Linked DNA regions of Homo sapiens: region 1 is linked to region 2. A link is a loop called in an ENCODE intact Hi-C map of the cell type or tissue named here. Cell type or tissue: PC-3. All regions are shown on one strand. Each heading gives the region's core, and the rest is flanking DNA. Links, peaks and the distances in the headings are about the cores only. Region 1 has its middle 39 kb from the start of TFAP2C. Region 2 has its middle 160 kb from the start of TFAP2C.

What was found. Peaks named below come from ENCODE experiments on the same cell type or tissue, not always from the same donor. Only the 100,000 strongest peaks of a DNase experiment are listed, where the experiment ranks them.
Region 1: it touches region 2 in a loop (10-fold over the local background); 1 of 110 quality-filtered maps calls a loop at or near these places.

The regions. Positions count from the first base shown.
Region 1 is chr20:56,664,487-56,672,816 of GRCh38, reverse strand. It overlaps the pseudogene RNU6-1146P. Among named protein-coding and RNA genes, the nearest start is that of TFAP2C, 39 kb to the right of the region's middle. In PC-3, for the core only: no CTCF peak of the experiment used is centred there; no DNase peak of the experiment used is centred there.
Region 2 is chr20:56,784,599-56,792,928 of GRCh38, reverse strand. It overlaps the pseudogene RNU6-929P. Among named protein-coding and RNA genes, the nearest start is that of TFAP2C, 160 kb to the right of the region's middle. RefSeq lists enhancers at 3,050-3,808, 3,809-4,568. In PC-3, for the core only: no CTCF peak of the experiment used is centred there; DNase peaks (open chromatin) are centred at 3,528, 4,438 and 5,118; H3K4me3 peaks cover 686 bases; H3K27ac peaks cover 4,115 bases.

The DNA.
Region 1 (8,330 bases), core at 174-8,173, 120 kb after region 2:
TGGCAGTGCCTGTAATCCCAGCTACTTGGGAGGCCGAGGCAGGAGAATCGCTTGAACCTAGGAGGCGGAGGTTGCAGCGAGCCAAGGTCGCGCCACTGCACTCCAGCCTGGGCAACAAGAGTGAAACTCCATCTCCAAAAATAAAAAAGAGACGCAGTCTTTCCATGTTGCCCAGGCTGGTCTTGAACTCCTGGACTCAGGTGATCTTCCCGCCTAGGCCTCCCAAAATGCTGGGATTACAGGCTTGAGCCATTGTGCCCAGCCCTGACTTTTAATCTTTTTGTTTTTTTAAAAAACAACTTTATTAGCCAGGCGTGGTGGTACACACCCATAATCCAGCACTTTGGGAGGCCAAGGCAGGTGGATCGCTTGAGTTCAGGAGCTTGAGATCAGCCTGGGCAACACGGCAAAACCTCATCTCTACAAAAAATTAGCCGCTACAAAAATCAGCCGGGCCTGGTGGCAGGTGCCTGGAATCCCAGCTACTCGGGAGGCTGAGGCAAAGAATCACTTGAACCTGGGAGGCAGAGGCTGCAGTGAGCCGAGATTGTGCCACTTCACTCCAGCCTGGGTGACAGAATGAGACTCTGTCTCCAAAAAAAAAAAAAATTAGCCGGGCATGGTGGCACACTCCTGTGGTCCCAGCTACTCTGGAGGCTGAGGCAGGCTTAAACCTGGAAGGTGGAGGTTGCAGTGAGCTGAGATTGCACCACTGCACTCCAGCCTGGATGACAGAGGATTACAGAGTGAGACCACATCTCAAAAATAAAAAAAAAATAAACTTTTTTGATGTATAATTTACATATCACAAAATTCACCCATTGTTAATGCACAATTCTGTGACTTTTAATATTTTTTGCATATGCATAATCATTATCATAATCCCATTTTTAAATATTTATATCACCCCTGGCAGGGCGTGGTGGCTCACGCCTGTAATCCCAGCACTTTGAGAAGCCGAGGCAGGTCAGGACTTGGAGACTAGCCTGGCCAACATGGTGAAACCCCGTCTCTACTAAAAATACAAAAATTAGCCAGGCGTGGTGGTGGGTGCCTGTAGTCCCAGCTCCTTGGGAGGCTGAGGCAGGAGCATTGCTTGAACCTGGGAGGCGGAAGTTGCAGTGAGCAGAGATCATGCCAATGCACTCCAGCCTGGACGACAGAGCAGGCTGTCTCAAAAGACTCTGTCTCAAAAAAAAAAAAAAAAATTCCATCACCCAAAAAGTTTTTTCGAGTGCTATAGTTTTAAAGCCATTCCCTTTACATTCTGATACCCGAGAGTAAACCTTGAAATCCTCCAAGGCAAAAATGTTCTCCTGAGAGACCCAAGTTAGCTCCTATTTCCATCCTTGGGAGACAGCTCTTTGGGTAGGGTGCTATTTAATTGGCATAATGGGTACTATTTAATTTGCATACTGGGCCCCCTTGCCCCATGAGATAAATAGAGGGATGGCTGGGAGGCCCCAGAGAGACAGTGCCTGGTGATCTGGCAGAGACTATTTTATCATCTCCAAGTAAAAAATGGAGAAAAAATTTGAGACTCCAAAGAGATTCCACCTAAGACGGGGGGTCATCACTCATTGAAAAAATAACATAAACCTGGTTTTGGGGATCTTTTTTCTAGTCTCTGATGTGTCAACCAAAGCCAGTTTTTCTCAGCCTGTCAGGCTCTGGTCTCTTGAGATGTTGAATGCAATTGTGGGAAGGAGGAGGAATTGAGTGATGTCTTCAAACATATTTGAGTAACACTTGGATAAGCAAAACTGTCTTGAGTGCAGAATTTCTCAGAGCCCTCCATGTGCTGGGAAAGACTAGGAACCCCCAAAAGGGAGCTGCTGGACCAGGCAAGTCATTTTTCAGGGAAGATGGAATTGGTACCCACAGAACACCTCTCATGTCTGAGGCCTCTGGAACACAGTTACATAAGAAATAGTAGCAAAGACTCCACGTGTACAATGCCTGTTTCAAAGGCTGAGCTTGGGGCTTTGTGCTGGGTATGTCTTTAGATGACATAGCAGCCCTAGATTTTTTGTTTGTTTGTTTTTTGAGACAGAGTTTCGCCCTCGTCACCCAGGCTGGAGTGCAGTGGCGCAATCTCAGCTCACTGCAACCTCTGCCTCCAGGGTTCAAGCGATTCTCCTGCCTCAGTCTCCCAAGTAGCTGGGATTACACGCATGCACCACCACGCCTGGTCAATTTTGTATTTTTATTTTTATTTATTTATTTATTGAGACGGAGTCTCACTCTTTCACCCAGGCTGGAGTACAGTGGTGCAATCTTGGCTCACTGCAACCTTCATCTCCCAGGTTCAAGCGATTCTCCTGCCTCAGCCTCCCAAGTAGCTGGGATTATAGGCATGTGCCACCACGCCTGGCCAATTTTGTATTTTTATTTTTCTTTGTGTTTATTTATTTATTGAGACGGAGTCTCACTCTTTCACCCAGGCTGGAGTGCAGTGGTGCAATCTTGGCTCACTGCAACCTCCGTCTCTCAGGTTCAAGGGATTCTTCTGCATTAGCTTCCTGAGTGGCTGGGATTACAGGTATGTGCCACCACACCTGGCTAATTTTTGTACTTTTAGTAGAGATAGGTTTTTGCCATGTTGGCCAGGCTGGTCTTGAACTACTGACCTCAGGTGATCCACCCTCCTCAGCTTCCTAAAGTGGTGGGATTACAGGCATAGCCACCGCGCCCGGCCGCAGCCCTGTTTCATAGAAGGTGATGGTCTGAAACTGGAACACCGTGGCCACCACACTAAACCGTCTCCTTTGTGAGGCCATTCCTCTCAGGAGCAGGCACACAGCAAGTGCTCAAAAATTAGCAAGCACTGGCCAGGTGCAGTGGCTCACACCTGTAATCCCAGCACTTTGGAAGGCAGAGGCAGGAAGATTGCTTGAGCTCAGGAGTCTGAGAACAGCCTGGGCAACACAGCCAGACCCTATCTCTACAAAAAAATGAAAAACCAATTAGCAGGGAATGGTGGTGTGTGCCTGTGGTCCCAGCTACTCAGGAAGATAAGGCAGGAGGATCATTTGAGCCCAGCAGGTCGAGGCTACAGTGAGCATTGATTGTGCCACTACACTCCAGCCTGGGTGACAGAACGAGACCCCACCTCAAAAAAAAAGAAAAATTAGTAAGTACTGATTTCAGTGGAAGAACAAACTATCACAGACAGACTCATCCAGCTTAGCATTTGGAAACGTGCCTAATTCTGGTTAAATAAGATGGTTTGGCCAGGCACAGTGGCTCAAGCCTGTAATCCCAGCACTTTGGGAGGTGGAGGCGGAGGGATCACCTGAGGTCAAGAGTTCGAGACCGGCCTGGCCAACATGGTGAAACTCTGTCTCTACTAAACATACAAAAAAATTAGCTGGGCATGGTGGTAGGCACCTGTAATACCAGCTACTTGGGAGGCTAAGGCAGGAGAATTGCTTGAACTTGGGAGGCAGAGGTTTCAGTGAGCTGAGATCATGCCATTGTACTCCAGCCTGGGCAACAAGAGTGAAACTCCATCTCAAAAAAAAAAAAAAAAAAAAAAAAAAAAAAAAAAAGATGGTTTATGCATATAATGAAATACACAGCAACAAAAAAAATGAGACATTTCTTTATAGGTTGACATGGAAAGATTTTAAGATATGTCCTTAAGCAAACAAACAAAATGTATGCACAGCTGGCTTCCACTTAGATGTCTCACAGGCAACTTAATTTATCCAAAGGGCAGCATGTTCTCTTCTTTCATAAACAGCTCTTTTGTTATTGTTGTTTGCTTTTTGTGTTTTGTTTTTGAGACAGGCTGTCACTCTGTTGCCCAGGCTGGAGTGCAGTGGCTCAATCACGGCTCACTGCAGCCTTGACTTCCTGGGCTCAAGGGATCCTCCCACCTGAGACTCCCAAGTAGCTGAGACTACAGGCGCTCACCACCATGCCTGGCTAATTTTTGTATTATTTGTAGAGCCTATGTTGCCTAGGCTGGTCTCGAACTCCTGAGCTCAAACTCTAGCCTCAGCTTCCCAAAGTCCTGGGATTATAGGCGTGAGCCACCATGCCCAGTCCCAAACAGCCCTTCTGATACCCAGTCAGCCTGCCAGATGCCCAGAGCAAAAACCCTGGAGCCAGCCTGGACTCTTCTTGTTCTCTTGTTCCTATTTTTCAGCAAATCCTCTTGGCTTTACCTACAAAATATATCCCAACTCTGACGGACCAATTTTCACCTTCTCCTCTACTCTTGTGTTGGCACAAGTGTATTCATTTCCTGGGGCTGCTGTAACAAATTGTCCAAAATTGATGGCTTAAAACAACAGAATCTTTTTCACTCAGGGTTCTGGAGGCTAGAGGTCTGAAATAAAGGTATGGGCGGGGCTGCTTTCCCTCTGAAGGCTCTGGGGGAGGGCCCTTCCTGGCTTCTTCCAGCTTCTGGTGCTTCTGCCAGGAACACCAGTTCCTGGGCATCACTGCCATCTCTGGCTCTGTCTTCACATCCCCTCTCTCTGTGTATCTTTCTGTGGCTTCCCCTTTTTATGAGGATATCAGTCATTTAGGGTGGGTCCTAAGTCCAGGATAATTTCATCTTGAGATCTTTAGCTACATCTGCAAAGACTCTAAGACCAAACAAGGTCACATTCTGAGATACCAGGTGGACATAAATTTGGGAGAAAAACTATTGAACCCAGCACACCAACTCACCACCATCTTTTGTTTGATGATTTCTCTAGCCTCCAACTGTCTTGAGTTTCTGACCTTGACCCCCTACAGTCAATGTACAAGACAGTAGCCAAAGTGATCCTGGTGAAAATGTCAGGTCTCATCCCTGTTGTCCCAACCTTCAAAGGTCCCCACCTCATCTGGAGCAAAAGGCAGACTTCTTCCCAGGGGCCATGAGGTCCCACAGCCCTCCTAGTCCCTGCTTTGCAGCCTCAGCTATCCCAGCTGTTCCTCCAATCTGTTGGGCACGGTCCCCATCTCCAGGCCTTTGCACTTTGTACCCTTTTCCTAGACTTCTGTTTCTTCTACACTTGCTCCCTCCCCTCCCCTCCCCTCCATGAAACTTTCCGAAGCCCCAGAAATGCACATTCCTGCCCCTTTTAATTTTTTCTCCAAAGCACTTCTCACCCTGGGAACACTCAGTGCATTTTACACGTCCGTTGTGTGAGCTGTCTGGGTCCTCACCAGGATGAACCGCCTGAGGGCCAATCTCTTTCTGCTGTGTCCTCAGCACCCAGAACAGTGTCTGGCACACAACAGACACTCTATTGAGTTTTAAATTTTTTTAATATATTAAATTTTAAAAATACACGGAACGCTTCATGAATTTGCATGTCGTCCTTGCACAGGGAACATACTGATCTCTATTGTTCCAATGTTAGTATATGTGCTGCTGAAGCGAACACAGAGTTTAAAGAGGTGTTCAATGACTACATGAATGTACTCATGCTAGGAAACAAAATAGAGGGTGCCCGGAGCCTGAAGCCCACCACTAAAGATAGTTGGGGAGAGGGCAAGAGTGGCCCACCGACATTCCGTATGTTTTTAAAGTGTATTCATTGCCATAGGGATATTTTTCCATCTATCAGACTGTCAAGAATGCAGAATACTAGCCAGAGGCCAGGCGCAGTGGCTCACGTCTGTATTCCCAGCACTTTAGGAGGCTGAGGCAGGTGGATCATTTGAGGTCAGGAGTTCGAGACCAGCCTGACCAACATGGTGAAACCCCATCTCTACAAAAAAATACAAAAAAAGTAGCCGGATGTGGTGATGCATGCCTGTAGTCCCAGTTATTCGGGAGGCTGAGGCAGGAGCATCACTTGAACCCAGGAGGCAGAGGTTGCAGTGAGCCGAGATCGCACCACTGCACACAAGCCTGGGTGACAGAGTGAGACTCTGCCTCCAAACAAAAACAAAAACAGAATACTGGCCAAGTGCTGTGGCTCATGCCTGTAATCCCAGCACTTTGGGAGGCCGAGGTGGGTGGATTGCTTGAGCCCAGGAGTTTGAGACCACCCAGGGCAACATGATGAAAGCCCATCTCTACAAAAAAATTAGCCAGGCATGGTATTGCACACCTGTAGTCCCAGCTACTTGGGAGGCTAAGGTGGGAGGATCACCTGAGCCCTGGAGGTAGAGGTTGCAGTGAGCTGAGTTCACGCCACTGCACTCCAGCCTAGGCAACAGAGGGAGACTCTGTCTCAAAAAAAAAAAAAAAAATTAAATTAAGAAAAATTTTTAAAGGATTTAGAATGATAAAATTAAGAATATATTAATCTAACTTGGCAAGAGCTGGAGACCCAGCCCTTGTGTGGGGCTGCTGGAAGGGCTTCTGGGGTCAGTGTCTCTGGGGGCCAACATGCTGTGTGGGATGAACAAAAGCCTTAGTTCTGTTCAACTAAGGCCCCTCTTGGGCTGTCAGTGACATGTCTAAGATTCTTTCCTTTTTTTTTTTTGAGACAGAGTCTCGCTCTAACACCAGGCTAAAGTGCAGCGGCATAATCTCAGCTCACTGCAACCTCCGCCTCCTGGGTTCAAGTGATTCTCCTGCCTCAGCCTCCCAAGGAGCTGGGATTACAGGCAAGCACCACCACGCCCAGCTAATTTTTGTATTTTTAGTAAAGAAGGGGTTTCACCATGTTGGCCAGGATGGCGTCAATCTCCTGACCTCGTGATCCACCCACCTCGGCCTCCCAAAGTGCTGGGATTATAGGCGTGAGCCACCACGCCCAGCATACCCAAGATTCTTAATTTGTCTTTAGTATCTTGGTCACAAAGTGACTCCCTCTGGTTGGGTCTCATTTTTGTAAACTCTCCCTGGAGGCTCCAATTCCATTTCCAGGAGTCAGAGGGCGGCCGTTGGGACCCCATCGCAGCTAGGGAACCATGGGGCTCCTGAACTGCAGTTACTAGACAGATGATGACAGTACTTCCCTGGAGGCCTATTTGGAGGATTAAAATGTAATAATGGTCGGGCACGGTGGCTCGTGCCTGTAATCCCAACACTTTGGGAGCCTGAGGCAGGCGGATAATTTGAGGTCAGGAGTTCGAGACCAGTCTGGCCAACACAATGAAACCCCGTCTCTACTAAAAATACAAAAATTAGCCAGACATGGTAGCAGGCACTTGTAATCCCAGCTACTTGGGAGGCTGAGGCAGGAGAATCACTTGAACCCAAGAGGCAAAGGTCATAGTGAGCTGAGATCATGCCACAGCACTCCAGCCTGGGCGACAGAGTGAGACTCGGTCTCAAAAAAAAAAAAAGTAATAATGGATGTAAAACATTTGGCCTGGACCCTGGTGCATACTAAGTGCTTAATAAACAATATCTGGGCTGGGAGCAAGTGGTTCACGCCTATAATCCTAGCACTTTGGGAAGCTGAGGCGGGCGGATCACCTGAGGTCAGGAGTTCGAGACCAGCCTGACCAACATGGTGAAACCCCGTCTCTACTAAAAATATAAAAATTAGCTGGGCATGGTGGTGCATGCCTGTAATCCCAGCTACTCGAGAGGCTGACGCAGGGGAATCATTTGAACCCAGGAGGTGGAGGTTGCAGTGAGCCAAGACTGTGCCACTACACTCCAGCCTGGGCAACAGAGTGAGACTCTGTCTCAAAAAAAAAACAAAATAAAATCTGTTGTTATGTTAATCCTTTTAAATAATTATTTAAATGGCATAATTTGCCATTTAAACTTTTTTTTCCCCAAATCAACTGCTTGGCTAATGACCTCCAAGGTTCCTGTCAATGTTGACAGTCAATAAAGCTCTAATGAGCCTCACCCTTGGGCACAGCCCTGTCCTACCTCCTCTGATTACTTTAACTTGAGGAATTTTTATTGTGAGCTAGACAATGCCAGCCCCACCCAGAATGCAGCTTCCCCCATCCCCTGTCCTGGTGTGTCAGGGGCAAGTGGAGGTCCCAGTCTTCAGAGCCACCATAAAACCCATCCATCGTAGGCTTTGGAGCTCCAAGACAGGCCAGCTCCAGGGAAGCACCAGCCACAGGGCCCTGCCTGAACAACTTGGGACCCATCTAAATGACACCAAGAGCATCTCCCATGGAAATTTCCTTCCCTAGGCCTCCCTGCATGGTCTTACTTGCACACAGCTGGTTTATTGAGCCTTTTCTGACTTGGTAAACTTTGCTGAGGCCCAATCCTGGGAGTTTTACATCATCCCCTCTTGATTCCTCACCCTGCTCCTGAGCCCATCCAACTCATCAGCAAGTTCTGTCAGCTCCGCCTTCAAAATACTTCCCAGGTCTTTCTGGCCCTCCATCATGGCTCCTACCAGCCAATGAGCCACCATCTCTTGCCTCAGCGCCTGTGTGGCTTCCTACCAGGCTCC
Region 2 (8,330 bases), core at 132-8,131:
AAATGTATTCTCCTACAGTTCTGGAGGTCTGAAGGACAAAATCAACCTCACTAGACTCAAGTCAAACATCAGTAGGGCTGCGTTCTTGCTGAAAACAGTGGAGAGAATCTGTTTCCTTGCCTCTCCCGGCTTCCAAAGGCCGCCTGCTTTCCCTGGCTCCTGGCTCCTTCCTTGCCTCCAGCACATCTCCTACTCTGGACTGACCCTCCTGCCTCCCCTTCGCAAGGACCCTTGCGATTCCGTGGGCCCACCTTAATAATCCAGGATAATCTCCTCATCTCAAAATCCTTAACTTGACCATATCGGCAAAGTCCCTTTGTAAGGTAAGATTCACAGGTTCTAGGAATGAGATCATAGACATCTTTGGTGGGGGTGGGGGAGGCATTATTCAGCCTAGAAGAGTCCATTTCTGTTGCTTGCAACTAAAGAATTCTGATTGATATGTCAAAAGTCACAAACCCAACCCCAAACTCTAAAGATACTGCATTTTGGCTGAAAGCAGTGGCTCACAACTGTAATCCCAGCACTTTGGGAGGCTGAGATGGGCAGATTGCTTGAGCTCAGGAGTTTGAGACCAGCCTGGGCAACATGGTGAAACCGTCTCTACAAAAAATACAAAAATTAGCTGAGCTTGGTGGTTCATACCTGTGGTCCCAGCTACTCAAGAGGCTGAGGTGAGAGAATCACTTGAGCCCAGGTGACAAAGGCTGCTGTGAACCATGATCATGCCACTGCACTCCTGCCTGGGCAACAAAGTGAGACCCTTTCTCAAAAACAAAAAAAAAAATTATTTTTTATTTGAATTAGAAAGTCTTAGGAGTGGTTTGAACCCCACAGTTCACTGAAGCCCTGAGACTTATTTTTGCCTACCTACCTAGTTGTTTAAGTTACCTGCCTAGCACCTGAGAGCACATTGGTTGCCATCCTATAACAGGTGTGCAGCTACGGGTTCCAAAAATTAGCCCGATGTCACTACCCGAATGCTTTAGGACGTGGCAGATGGATGTAGTGGGATCAGTGCCCCTCCTGGCAGCTCCAGCCAGACCCTCAGCTGAGCTTTGTAGGGGCAGCTGTGTCTTAATGGGAGGATGAAGGAACAGGAACAGGTGGAAGGAAGGAAGGAAGGAAAGAAGGGAGGGAGGGAGGAAGGGTAGATGAATGGATGGGTGGACAGATGGATAGAGGAGGATGGATGGATAAGGGAATCGATGGATGGATAGACAGATGGATAGAAAGAAAAGATTATCCAGTATTTACCAGAATGAGGCCTCAGAAGTAACAAAGCTATGGAAGAAAAAGCAAATACGATGTGTTTATGTTATACGCAGGAGTAAAAGGAGGTGGCAACTTTGCTGGTTTGGTCTGTGATTGAAACAAAAATTCTCTTGAAAACAAACCTCCAGTCAGTTTTGCTTCTGCAAAGCGAACAGGCTTATAACCTCATTACAAAGATAGTCCATGTCACCCACTCTCAGCCTCCCGGGCCATTCAGAAGATTTGGTCCAATGAACAAAGAACCTAGATAGGAAAGCGGCAGCAGGAAGAGGACAGAACCAAACCCTCTCAAAAAGCTATAAAAAAAAGCTCCAAGTTCAGGGAGGAAAAGTAATCATCCTGTAATTTGCTGTTCACTAATGGAATCTATTAATTTATAGCCACAAAAGAATCAGCTAATTTGTGGTTAATGGTGTTTAAAAGATAAACAACATAGATTAAATCTATGGAGCCCAACCCAGGTTCACCAGAATCTGTCTGCACAGAAAGCTCTGGATGGGGGAGAGATGAGCCCAGCCCCAGGCTGCGGTGGACAGTGGCGCTCAGAGGTCTGCTGGGAGCAAAAAGAGATTTGGGTGAAACAGGTAAGCCCGTCCTCCAAGGTACCACATGTAGTCCCAGAGGAGGCTTATTTACTCCATAGGTTTCCTGTAAAATTGCAAATCCTCTCCTCCCTGACACAACACCATCCCTGCTCTCTCCTGCAGGGACCACCCCACCCCACTGCAGCAGTCTCCCTAACCTGCCACATTCCTTCCCACCTCTGGCCCTTGCACTTCCTGCACATGTAGCTGGACGGCCTTTTTTTTTTTTCTTTCTTTCCTGGGAAAAATAATCCAGATTATGGAGAGTTAACTTACTGAATGTCCCCTTGGAGAAGAGGCATTTCACATAACCACATCTCAGAGATTCCTGAACATCTCCCGTGAGACTGCTCCTATCCCATTCTCAGCCCCATTTTACTGGTCAGAAAACTGAGGGCTAGAAAGGTGAAGCAGCTGGCCCAAAGCTTCACTGTACATGTGGGGTGGGTCTGAGATTTGAATCCATGTCTTTCTGCTTCCAGAATCTGAGGGCTAGACCAGCATTTCCCAAAACTTACTTTTTTTTTTTTTTTTTTTTGAGATGGAGTCTTGCTCTGTCACCAAGGCTGGAGTGCAGGGTCGGGACCGCTGTTCACTGCAACCTCCGCCTCCTGGGTTCAAGTGATTCTCCTGCCTCAACCTCCCGAGTAGCTGAGATTACAGGCATGCGCCACCATGCCTGGCTAATGTTTGTATTTTTAGTAGAGATGGGGTTTCACCATGTTGGCCAGGCTGGTCTCGAACTCCTGACCTTAAGCAATCCGCCCGTCTTGACCTCCCAAAGTGCTGAGATTACAGCCGTGAGCAACTGCGCCCAGCCTTACTCATTCTCATAACAACATTTTTGCCATGTCTGCTACCACCTATATGTATGATATTTGTTTAAATGGACTCCCTGCCACTTTTATTTTTTGTTAATTTTAGTTTCATCCTGAACAATGTTATCCAGGTCTGATAAGTTAATAACATAGTTGCTTCTAACATAAACTTGGAATAAATACCTGACTACTAAGATAAACATGTGCCTGTGTCCTGCCTTATAATCTTATAAACCTCAGTGGTTCAAGAACTACACACATTTTAACCACACATCCCAAAAAGTCATAATCACACGGTGTGTGTCCCGCTCACCATAGCCTGCATGCACTATCAAGTTCTAGCCTCTGTCAACCTTCTCCTGATATAAGCCACCCTTGAAAATGCACTGGGCCAGGCGTGGCGGCTCACGCCTGTAATCCCAACACTTTGGGAGGCCAAGGCGGGCAAATCACGAGGTCAGGAGTTCGAGACCAGCCTGGCCAACATGGTGAAACCCCATCTCTACTAAAAATACAAAAAATTAGCTGGATGTGGTGGCAGACACCTGTAATCCCAGCTACTGGGGAGGCTGATGCAGGAGAATCACTTGAACCCAGAAGGCAAAGTTTGCAGTGAGCTGAGATCAGGCCACTGCATTCCAGCCCAGGTAACAGTGAAAGACTCTGTCTCAAAAAAAAAAAAAAGAAAGAAAGAAGAAAGAAGAAAGAAAAGAAAGAAAGGAAGGAAGGAAAGAAAGGAAGGAAAGAAAGAAAATGTATCAAAAGCCCTCCTTTTTCCTGAAGGCCTCTTGACTCCTCCAGCCCAAAAGCGCCCCTCCCTTTGTTGACAGCTAGAAAATTCATGCCATGAGCAAGCCACAAAAAGACAGGATAAAAAACAGGATGTGGCTTTTGTTTCTTCAAGTAGACTGGAAGATCTTGGAGGATTATAAAAAAAAATGAAAACAAAACAATTCCTATACCTTGAAGTCTAAGCTCTGGGAAACAGAGATGGACGCACACAGCAGGTGCTCAATAAAGCCTGGGGGAAATGATGGATGTGGACACAGTACAGAGAGGGGGCCAGGCAGCACTTTCATGGCTAGGTTGGGGCCGGCCTGAATCATCCTTCCTCCTTTGCTAACAAGGGTCAAAACTTCACCTGGGGATGCTCCCTCCCTTCCCACAGCCCAGGGCTCCAGGATGGGCCTGGGACACAGCCTGCCCAGTCCATGCAGAAAATCCCCCTAGCTATTCCCATTGGTTCAGAAAGCGGGTCTGTTACCCAAACCTGGCTGAGGGAGTCAGGCCCAGCATTTTTGTTCAAATGGATGAGGATGGAGCAGCTCTTTCTTGCCAGCTTGAACCTGGGAGCCGTGGGCCTGGAAACACTGTCACCTTCCTGCTCCCACAGGGAGCCTGGGAGTTAGAACCCTTGTGGAAGAGGCAGAGACATAAGAGAGGGCAGGGCTTGGCAATGTGATTTGAGATCCTGGATCAAGACATTCCTGAAACAAGTTCTACCCTTGGATTTTTTTAGACAAACTTTTTTTTCTTGGCGTAAGCCTTTTTGAGTTGGGTTTTCTGTTACTTAGGCCCAAAAACACCCTGGAGGAACCCCTGACTAGGAGCCAGGGAAGCAGACTCAATTGTATCTGGGGTCTAAATGACCCTGGGTGAGTCATTTCATCTCACATGACCCTGCCCCAAAGAGGCCTTCCCTGACCATTCTTTCAACAGCAGCTTCCATCCCTCCCTACCGCTCACTTCCTTGTCCAGCCCCATCATTGCACAATATCACATTCCATATTCATGACCTTGTTTGCTAGTACTCTGCCTCCCTCACTGCGGTGTCCTCAGAACTCAGAATAAGGCTGGCATGCAGACACCTTCTGTAAATATTTGTTGCAGGATCTTGCCTCGGTTTCTGCAGCTGTAAAATGGGAGAGCAGTGCTGCGTTGTCCTCAGTAGCCTGCCATCAGGGCTGCATTCACTTCCTCCTTTCATTGCTGCCACCCAGGCCTCCGGGAACGTGGCACAAGGTCTCACCCAAAGGCGCTGGAGTGCCTCCCAGAAAACTACCTTTCCCACAGAGTAGAAAGTTTTATGATTTTCCTCCATTTCTTCCTCTGCCTACACAATCTCATTGACTAGAAAGTCCCTCTTGATGTCTAACCCAATATTTCATGCTGCAACCAAAGTCTATTTATGTGCATCTTTTCTGAGTTCTGGAGTTCAGCAGCTGGAGTGCTGACTTCCAGACATTCCCAGCCAAGTAAGAACACAAAAGAACCAGTTTAAAGTGAGAAGAAATCCAGTGAGAAAATAAAAATTCCTTTACCTAGGAGATGCCCTCATTTCCTTCCCATGACCAGCTTCTGACTCGTCAGAAAGCTCTTTACTTGTCTCCACACCTATGAACACAGCTCTTCCAGAGATGTGGGTACAGAAGATGAGAGTAAAATAAATAAACTATCTGTTTAATCATTCTTATTGCCAAAACAACGGCTGAGCCAAAATACCGAGGCTCTGATTCATCCCAACTGACGTCCGTTCTAGGGAGGAGGCAGGAGGCAGGGAAGTAAGAATTTTTAAACCCGTTTTCCAGATGAATTCAGAGGAGGCTGGGACGTTCCACAGCGCCAACCCCACAGTAAGCAACAGAAGCGAACCACTTTCTCTTTGTGGTCGAGGATCTGTCTTCTCTTCATTTAAATAGGGCAGAATTCAGTGGCTCGCACCTGTAATCCCAGCACTTTGGGAGGCTGAGGCAGGTAGATCACTTGAGGTCAGGAGTTCGAGACCAGCCTGGCCAACATGGTGAAACCCTGTCTCTACTAAAAATACACAAAATTAGCCGGGTGTGGTAGTGGCGCCTGTAATCCCAGCTACGCAGGAGCCTGAGGCAGGAGAATCACTTGAACCAGAAGGTGCAAGTTGCAGTGAGCCGAGATTGCGCCACCGCGCTCCAGCCTGGGCGACAGAGCAAGATTCCATCTAAAAAATAAATAAATAAAAATAAAAATAGGCCGTCGTTGTGGCTCACGCCTGTAATCCCAGCACTTTGGGAGGCTGAGGCAGGTGGATCACCTGAGGTCAAGAGTTCAAGACCAGCCTGGCCAATATGGTGAAACCCCGTCTCTACAAAAAATACAAAAATTAGCCAGGCTCAGTGGCAGACACCTGTAGTCCCGGCTACTCAAGAGGCTGAGGCAGGAGAATCGCTTGAACGTGGGAGGTGGAGGTCACAGTGAGCTGACATTGCGCCACCACACTCCAGCTTGGGTGACAGAGGGAGACTCCATCTCAAAAATAATAATAACAATAAAAATAAAAATAAAAATAAATGGGGCAGAATTCAAAGGAAGATACACAGTACCTAGGATGCAGATTTCATCATTCATTCACTCACTCATTCATTCATTCAAGAAAATGAAAAGCCTCGACTGAGCACCTTCCCTGTGCCCCAAGCTGGCTGTCTTCCCAAGTCACCTTGCACCTTCCCCACCCCTCTGGGGGAGGAAAGTCAGGAATCATCCACCCATTGGCTGAGTCGGGAGGCTGAATGACGTAATTGTTGAAAACATTGTTCCTAGTCTGTTCTTTGTCTTTTAATTTTATTTGTGGTGTTTCTTGACGTCCAGGGATTGTTAATGTTCATATAGTCAAATCTTTATGTCTTTCCTTTGAGGACTCTGGCCTGAGATACCTAGAAAGGGCTCCATGGGGAGTAACATTTAGAGCCATATTTAAGGCCATACGTCATGAGCAGTCAGGGGGTCCAAGGAGGCGATCCTGGCTCATTCGTTCATTTTACAAATGAAGAAACTGAGGCTCCATGGTGAGTAGGCAGCCCTGCCAGAGTCCAGGATTCTACCCAGGGCTCTTTCTGCACATAATGAGTTGCTCAGAGACCCTTATAAAAGTTAAGAAAAGACAGAGGGCTCTCCACCTCCCAGGCTGCATTGCCGAGTGACTGACACAGCTTCTGTGAAGCCAGAGGCCATCTCATTCGCCCTATAAATTCCGTGTCATCTGCTTTGCTCTGAATATTCGTTCAACTGTCCCGCTGTGGCTATGGGCCCTCAAACCCATTCCCCTGAAGGCCCTTCTAGGCTTATGAAGGCAGACACCACCAGGGAAAACATGAAGAGTCAACATAAGCATCCAAAATTCCAGGGACTGTGCTCGCTCCGGCAGCACATACACTAAAATTGGAACGATACAGAGAAGATTAGCGTGTCCCCTGCACAAGGATGACATGCAAATTTGTGAAACGTTCCATAATTTTTTTAATAATAAAAATAAATTCCTGGAACAGTGAACTCATGGAAGCAGAAGGTAGAATGGTGATTGCCAGGGGGTGGTCAAAGGATACAAATTTTCCGTTAGAGAGGAGGAATAACTTCAAGTGATCTGTTGTACTACGTGGAGACTATAGTTAATAACAAGATTTTTTTTTTTTTTTTGAGACAGTTTCCCTCTGCCACCCAGGCTGGAGTGCAATGGCGCGATCTCGGCTCACTGCAATCTCCACCTCCTGGGTTCAGGTGATTCTCCTGCCTTAGCATCCTGAGTAGCTGGGATTACAGGCATGTGCCACCACACCCGGCTAATTTTGTATTTTTAGTAGAGATGGGGTTTCACCATGTTGGTCAGGCTGCTCTCGAACTCCTGACCTCAGATGATCTGCCGGCCTTGGCATCCCAAAGTGCTGGGATTACAGGTGTAAGCCACCGTGCTCAGCCAACAAGATATTCTTGAAAATCAGGAAAAGAGTAGATTTTAAGTGTTCTCACCACAAAGAATAAGTATATGAAGTAATGCATATGCTAATGAGCTTGAATTAGCCACACTACCAGGTATACACATTTCAAAACATTATGTTGTATACAATAAATAAATACAACTTGTATTCATTATAATTAATTTTTAAAACTCCTGGACACGAAAAACCATCACTAATACAATTAAAAGACATAAAACAATGAGGAAAAATATTCCCAACCTACATGACAAAGTATTTAGCCTCTTAAAATAGACAAAGCTCGTATAGAGTCATAAAAATGGCTAAAGAAAAATGACAGGCAAATCACAGAAATGGAAATAAAAGTGGGCAATGCATGCAGGAGAAATGTTTAGATTCATGAGGAATCAAGCAATGGAGGTGGAAATTGTAATTGTAATGACATCATTCCGTATCTCTTTCAGAGTAGCAATATTTGAAAAGAATGGTAACCCACGGTGTTAGCCAAATGGAGAAATGGTACCCTCACAACTGGAGGAAAGAAACAGATTCAACTGTTCTGAGTTTTGGAATACATATTAAAGTCCTTTAAAATGTGCATTTTTTTTATTCCTAAGGAATTATTTAGAAACTACGTATAAGGAAAGAAATGTATTTCCACATCATTTATATGGGAAATGTTGAAAGCAGCCTGTAGGCTCAGCACTAAAGAACTGGTGAAATATTCTCCAGTACAGACTTTGCTGTAATGATATGAAGCCATGGAAGTGACTGATGCTTCATAAAAGATGATGACAACATGCAGTTAAAAAAAAAAAAAAAGGTTAATAGGCTGGGAGCTGTGGCTCACGCCTGTAATCACAACACTTTGGGAGGCCAAGACGGGCAGATCGCTTGAGGTCAGGAGTTCGAGACCAGCCTGGCCA